2 separate regions of the Homo sapiens genome follow, and region 1 is linked to region 2. Evidence: chromatin loops called from intact Hi-C (ENCODE). Cell type or tissue: heart left ventricle. All regions are shown on one strand. Links, peaks and the distances in the headings refer to the core of each region. The heading gives the core; the rest is flanking DNA. Region 1 overlaps RBM20 (RNA binding motif protein 20). Region 2 overlaps RBM20 (RNA binding motif protein 20).

The links. A loop is a pair of places that touch in the nucleus more often than their neighbours do. Peaks named below come from ENCODE experiments on the same cell type or tissue, not always from the same donor. Only the 100,000 strongest peaks of a DNase experiment are listed, where the experiment ranks them.
Region 1: it touches region 2 in a loop (2.0-fold over the local background); 4 of 110 quality-filtered maps call a loop at or near these places.

Annotation. Positions count from the first base shown.
Region 1 is chr10:110,648,009-110,650,925 of GRCh38, forward strand. All of the region lies in intron 1 of RBM20 (RNA binding motif protein 20), which reads left to right. Among named protein-coding and RNA genes, the nearest start is that of RBM20, 5.1 kb to the left of the region's middle. In heart left ventricle, for the core only: a CTCF peak has its summit at 1,144 (motif pointing right); no DNase peak of the experiment used is centred there; H3K4me3 peaks cover 2,467 bases; H3K27ac peaks cover 2,192 bases; H3K27me3 peaks cover 527 bases.
Region 2 is chr10:110,761,549-110,764,465 of GRCh38, forward strand. The region is part of intron 1 of RBM20 (RNA binding motif protein 20); the gene reads left to right. Among named protein-coding and RNA genes, the nearest start is that of PDCD4-AS1, 110 kb to the right of the region's middle. RefSeq lists an enhancer at 2,612-2,917. In heart left ventricle, for the core only: no CTCF peak of the experiment used is centred there; a DNase peak (open chromatin) is centred at 1,473; H3K4me3 peaks cover 401 bases; H3K27ac peaks cover 2,500 bases.

The sequences.
Region 1 (2,917 bases), core at 192-2,691, 110 kb before region 2:
TTTGATTTGCAGCAAAATATTCCTGGGTAATGCGTGGCATCAGGTTGCATATTTAATTTGAGTATAGATGACACTTTTTTCTGTATTATTTTTTAAGCAGTGAATAAAAATAATTATAAACAATAGAAAAAGTTTTGGTTTAGCATTTGATGGCTAGTGTTACCTGCGTGTAAATGCTTGTAGTTAATGAAAACATGAATCCAGCTTTGATCTCTTTGATCTATAGTCTTCCGTATAGCATTAGAACACTGGCTGTCTATATTTTCAGAGCAAAGTGCTCCCCTCACTCGGAATAGAAAATGTTGTAAGTAGCAACTCCGATTTACAGACTCTAATTTTACAGACATTCTGCAGAAGGATCTCCGTGTAACTGTTAGGGAGTCATTCGCAGGCAAGTTGTGTATGATGTTCACCCACTTTGATGGGTATGCTGACAATTACATCCAGAGTCAGAGAGAAGAAATAAGAATTTGCTAAAAAGGGACATTCCCTTTCATTCATACTTGGTCCTTTCTGGAAAGAGGATGGAATTTCTAACATCTGTGCCAGTTAACATCAGTTTGAGCCCAATTTTAGGGGAAATAGGAATACACTTGTAGAAGGAATTTTGAAAATTTTAAATACCATCTTAAACTGCACATAAGACAAGCATTCAGCAGGGAAAACATCTGAGAGGATTAAGCCTTTACCCCAACAGGGAAGAAAAGGGGGGGGTGCTATTTTCTTAGCAGCCTGAATGATTCTTTTGCTTATCTAGAAAGCTTTCCAAAGTTTTATCAGAAAAAGAAATTTTGCTTGAGGGTTTGTTGTGATAAGTATTTTTAGATAGTATGTATAATCATTTAGTTGTGAATTTTTCTCAAATTGCCAAAGAGATCAGTATTATGAAATGTAGTACATTATTCCCATTAGTCACAGTAAAGGACTATGCATATGGTGCACACAGAGCTGTTCTAATGCCAGTGCTGTAGGGGGGAAAAGAAGAAGAAGAAGAATTTGATCACCCTTTTTATTTTTCTATCCATGTATTCTTTTGCTACCTCCTTCGCAGTTTATCTAATTAATAATTTAAAAAGCCCAAATCTGTCCATTGGAATGTGAACTCTGATCTGTTAAGATCTCTTTGCCAGTCCTAATAGTCACCAGGGGGCAGAAAAAAACCAACCAGGATTGACTCACAGTGAAATGATTCCACATTATCCAGTTTCTTTCTTTCCTTCTGATTTATTTATTTATTTATATATTTATTTATTTATTTTTGTGGCTTTAAGTTCTTGACTCCAGTTTAAACTAATATTCTTCCCCGCCCACAACAGCCGGTCCTCAAGTGAACAAATTGATATAGCTCAATTCACAGGTTTGATAAACAAGAATACACAAAATGTTGGGAACTGGGGTTTAATCAAGGGATAGAAATTAAAATGGACTGAACTAAATATGGAAAGTAAGAATTGAGGAAGCTTGAGATACTGGAGTTAAAACCCAAAAGAGAAGTTCAGAAGTAGGACACCCCTCTCCCTTCATCTGTCCTGGTCTCCCTGCCAGACAAAAGCTTGAATGGTCTCCTACACCACAAAATCCTACTTAATCTGATTTTTATTTCCTGCCACAGTGATTATTTAATTGGGGATGGTCTAAATGATATTATTTGGTATATTTTAACAGGGAAAATTGCTGTGGATCTGCAGCTAGTGTGAGTGACTGGTAGCTGCGTTTAGAGTGTTGAAAAGTTTTGCATTAAGTAAAATGATCCATATTACAGAATCATGGCAAAGATGGTAATTAGTGGTTTGCAGAAAGGAGCACACGGCAGTTCCCTTTCTGTTTAAAGAACCTGGCTGGATCTTGAGAATATGCGTGTTATCCTGGATGCCTAATACTGCATGTTCCCACCAGTGAGTAGACTGGCAGATTCTGATCCTAATTAAGAAGACATGTTTTTGAATCAGGAATGTGAATTTGGTTTGCAACACCACCACGGGGGTATTGTTGGTGAGCTGATAGTTTGACTGGCTCCATGGGTGGTCACTGTTTAAATTCCACCCAACTAAAGAGCTGTACAAGATTTTAGTCTTCAAAGTTTACACACAGCAAGTGTGGGGAGAAGTTATCACTGCCAGCTGTTGGGGGAGGAAGTGAAAGTGAGAAGGACCCCTCCCCCCAAATAACTTGTGTGTGTTTTGGATATGTTGCATATATCCATTTAATATGATAAACTCTTTACCGCGGTGGAAGTTACAGTCAAGTTGATTGATCTTCCTCTTCCCCACAGCTCCTGATGGATTTTATAAGATAAGTAAGTCCCCTGATGGTTTCTAAGGCAACTTTTCCAACTTGCTGACAGCAGATCTGTAGGGGAGATGGCACATATTGGTGCTGATGTACTTTATGGGCAAAAAGGGAGCAGTTAAGCAACTTGCATGAGGATGTGTTCATAACTCACAGCTCAGTTGGACAAATCAATCTTTCCATGTGTTCAGAAACAAAAGGCAGGGGGGTCATGCATGTGTTTGGGAGTGGTTATCACCCCATGAAGATAGTTTCCACGCCAATTTTGCCTTCTTTAATGTGGTATTTGCTTTAAGGCTGTACCAGGGCCACTTGCTTCTGCCTTTTCTTTGCACCTGCTTTCTCTTGATCACACTAATGACCCATCAGTTCTCAGTTACCACTTCCCACTCTGACCCAAACCTGGAAACCTCCAATTGCTGCTGTCTGGACATCTTAAATACTTTTTGGTTTTGCAACTTGTCTGTGGACTCCTTCCCGAATATGTTTTTAAGTTTTGTTAGGCCTGCCCTTCAACCTGCCCTCCAGTGTCAGGAGTAGACTAGGTAATATATATTTTAAAGATGCATTGGTTTCACTAAATCTCCTCCTTTGGTTTATTTTGAATTAATTATTGAACAGAATGATT
Region 2 (2,917 bases), core at 118-2,617:
GAGTGGGTGATGCAGCCAGCCGTAGCCCGAGTCTCCCACCTCCCAGGTGAACACTCATTATATTCACTGGATCTCAGTCTTTCCCTGACTTTGTCCCCACACGTGGGGTGTATACCACTGCCAGTTGCCTCCTCCTTACATTATTGTGTTTTAACACCCTCTTCTACTTCCAGTGAGGGCCACTATACCACCCGCTGCAGGACATGTCCCCGGCATGGAGGCCAGATTATCCCCGTCTATCCTGGTACCGGAAGAGACCCATAGTATCATAATAAATAACAGTATTCATGGGGGCCAGGTGTGCCATGTGCTTCTCCCAACCCAGCTTCCACCTCTTACCTTAATACTAGTTTTGGAGTAAAAGGAAGGATTAACTGACATGGCATAGTGGCTCATGCCTGTAATCCCAACACTTTGGGAGGTCGAGGCCTGCGGATCACCTGAGGTCAGGAGTTGGAGACCAGACTGACCAACATGGTGAAACCCCGTCCCTACTAAAAATACACCTTGTGTACTGGGAGGTGCTTTAGTGGAAATACAAAGTCTTTGGAATCCAACAAACATTGTTTCAAATAACCACATACTAGGCTTTGACACTTTAGGTGAGGTACTCAGTCATTTGGAGCTTCAATGTTCTAATCTGTAAAATGGGGATAGTGATCTTAATTTGTTTTAAGACTTGTGAAAATCAAGAGAATGTGTGAAGCAGGTAGCATAATTAGCCTTGTGCACCCAGACTTACTGCCTACCACATGTTCCCCACTCCTTCCTTGCCTGGCACAGTGCTGGTATACAGTAGGTACTCAATACATGCCTACGACATTGAACTGAATTTTCATTTGGGATGTTCAGCTTGTGCGTCTTCATTTCCAGATTGGAACTGGAGTTGTGTCCCAGTCTCTGGGTAAGAGCTAGGACCATACAATTAGAAGGGCTTATTCTAAGTATTGGCATTTATTCTCCTGGGAATTGCACTCCAGGCCGTGTATGAGGGTTCCTTTTATTTCAATAATCAAGCTCACATTCAGTGTATCATGTTACGGAGCTCACAATAGCAGATACACAGCTCCGGCTGTACCAGGTGACACGTGGCTCCTACCAGAATCCTGAAGGTAGGCACGGTCCTCATCCTTCTTTCCTGTGGCTGGCTGTGGCTGGCAGGTTTCAGGTGTTTGTTTTTAACCACTGCACATCACTGCTTCTCCCACAATGGCAGACAGGAGCAGAGCCTTCTATGTGGGTTTGGGAAGATGTGTGTGGTGGGGCGCTTTTCAATAAACTCTTAGTCTAAGAAAGTTCTGGGCATAATGAAAGAAGACAGAGAGAGGAAGGGCCAAACCTGCTGATTGGAGTAGAGCCTGGCAGCTTGGGGAAACCTAGTAGACCATGGGAAGGACTCAAGGCCAGAAGAGAAAGGCAGCCACGGCCAGGCTGGCTGGTTCCCTCAGGTCAGGAGCTGGGACTGGCGCTTTTAGGTGTCTGTGACTGAGTCAGCGGCTGAGGCCAACGGAGCCTGGGACAGCCTGTGGGCTGTGACTAAATTAGGAAGAAAAAGCCTTTGGGCTCTCCTGGGAGGTCACTGGGGCAGGTGGCCCATGGAAGAGCCTCTGGTGGGCAGCTAGAAACAGGCTGGTCAAACATATCCGACTGGCTTTCACTTTGGTTTTTCAGTGCGACTATAGAAACGTCACACACCGGGTCTGAATTCAGTCCCAGCAGGAGGGAAGCCCCCCTGATGCCAGGATACCCCAAGCCCCATCTCCTCCAAGGGGCTAAGTTAAAATAGGAGAATCTAGTAAGCCTCAATCACTAAGTCATTTATAAGCTCACTGGGGAGTTTTGACCTTTTAAAAGGAATATACCCTATTGACTGTTTTGGATAGGAGATTACAGTGGACACCAGGCATTGCAGGTAGACATCAGCCTGTCCCAGACAGGACAAATTGGAATGATGGTTGCTTTGCATAACCTGACAATGAAGTACCTGTGACAACAGATTTTGATTTTAGAAAATCACGTGAAGGTTGAGTTTGGTTTGAGTGTTTAAGGATTACAGTGTGAGATTTGGAAGGAGAAAAGTAAAAAAAAGTTGGCAGGAGAACGGTGGCTCCTCGGAAGAAAAGTTACATTTCTAAGTAATCAAACTCTGAATGAGGCCAGCCAGGGTCTTTAGCCACTTCCTCACAGAGAGGGGCTTCTTGGCTTTTTTTTTTTTTTTTTTTTTTTTGGTATTGTACTTTCTGCAAGACTGGTTGAAGGCGTTAGCCTGAGAGCACAGTTTCTCAACTGCAACACTATTGATATCTTGGGCCAAATAATTATCTTTTGTGGTGGTTGTCTTGAGCATTGTAGGATTTTGTCAGCATCCCTGGTCTCTGCCCAGTAGATGCCAGTTGCATCCCATCACCCCCCTCAGTTCTGACAACAAACTGTTTCCAGCATTACCCTGGGGGCCAAAATCATCCCCAGCCACTGCTTAGAGCAAAGGAGAACTCACTTTTCCTCCTGAAAGGTATTGCAGTTACCACTGGGTAGGTGAAATGATGGGTCATCTCCGTTCATCTCCTGTTCCACAAAAATAAAGAAGGGCAAGTGTTTCAGGAGCTTTGCTGGCTGGGAGTCAGTTTGCTGGGGTTGTCTGATGTAGCTGGATTGCTAAGGTTTTTAAGGGTATCTTCAGGACCAAATTTTCACCCGTGAAAACCCAGAGTAAAAAGCAAGCAAGCAAACAAACAAACAAACAGACCACCACCACCACCACCCACAGCAGCAACAACAAAAAATAGGGAAGTAAACCAGGCGAGGCTTTGGAATTTTATTAAAAATGGTCAGCGCGATCAGACCTAGATCCCTTCTTCTGAAGTGCTCTCAGGAGACCTGTCTCCATAGAGCTGGCTTGGGTGTTGATATGTGAAGA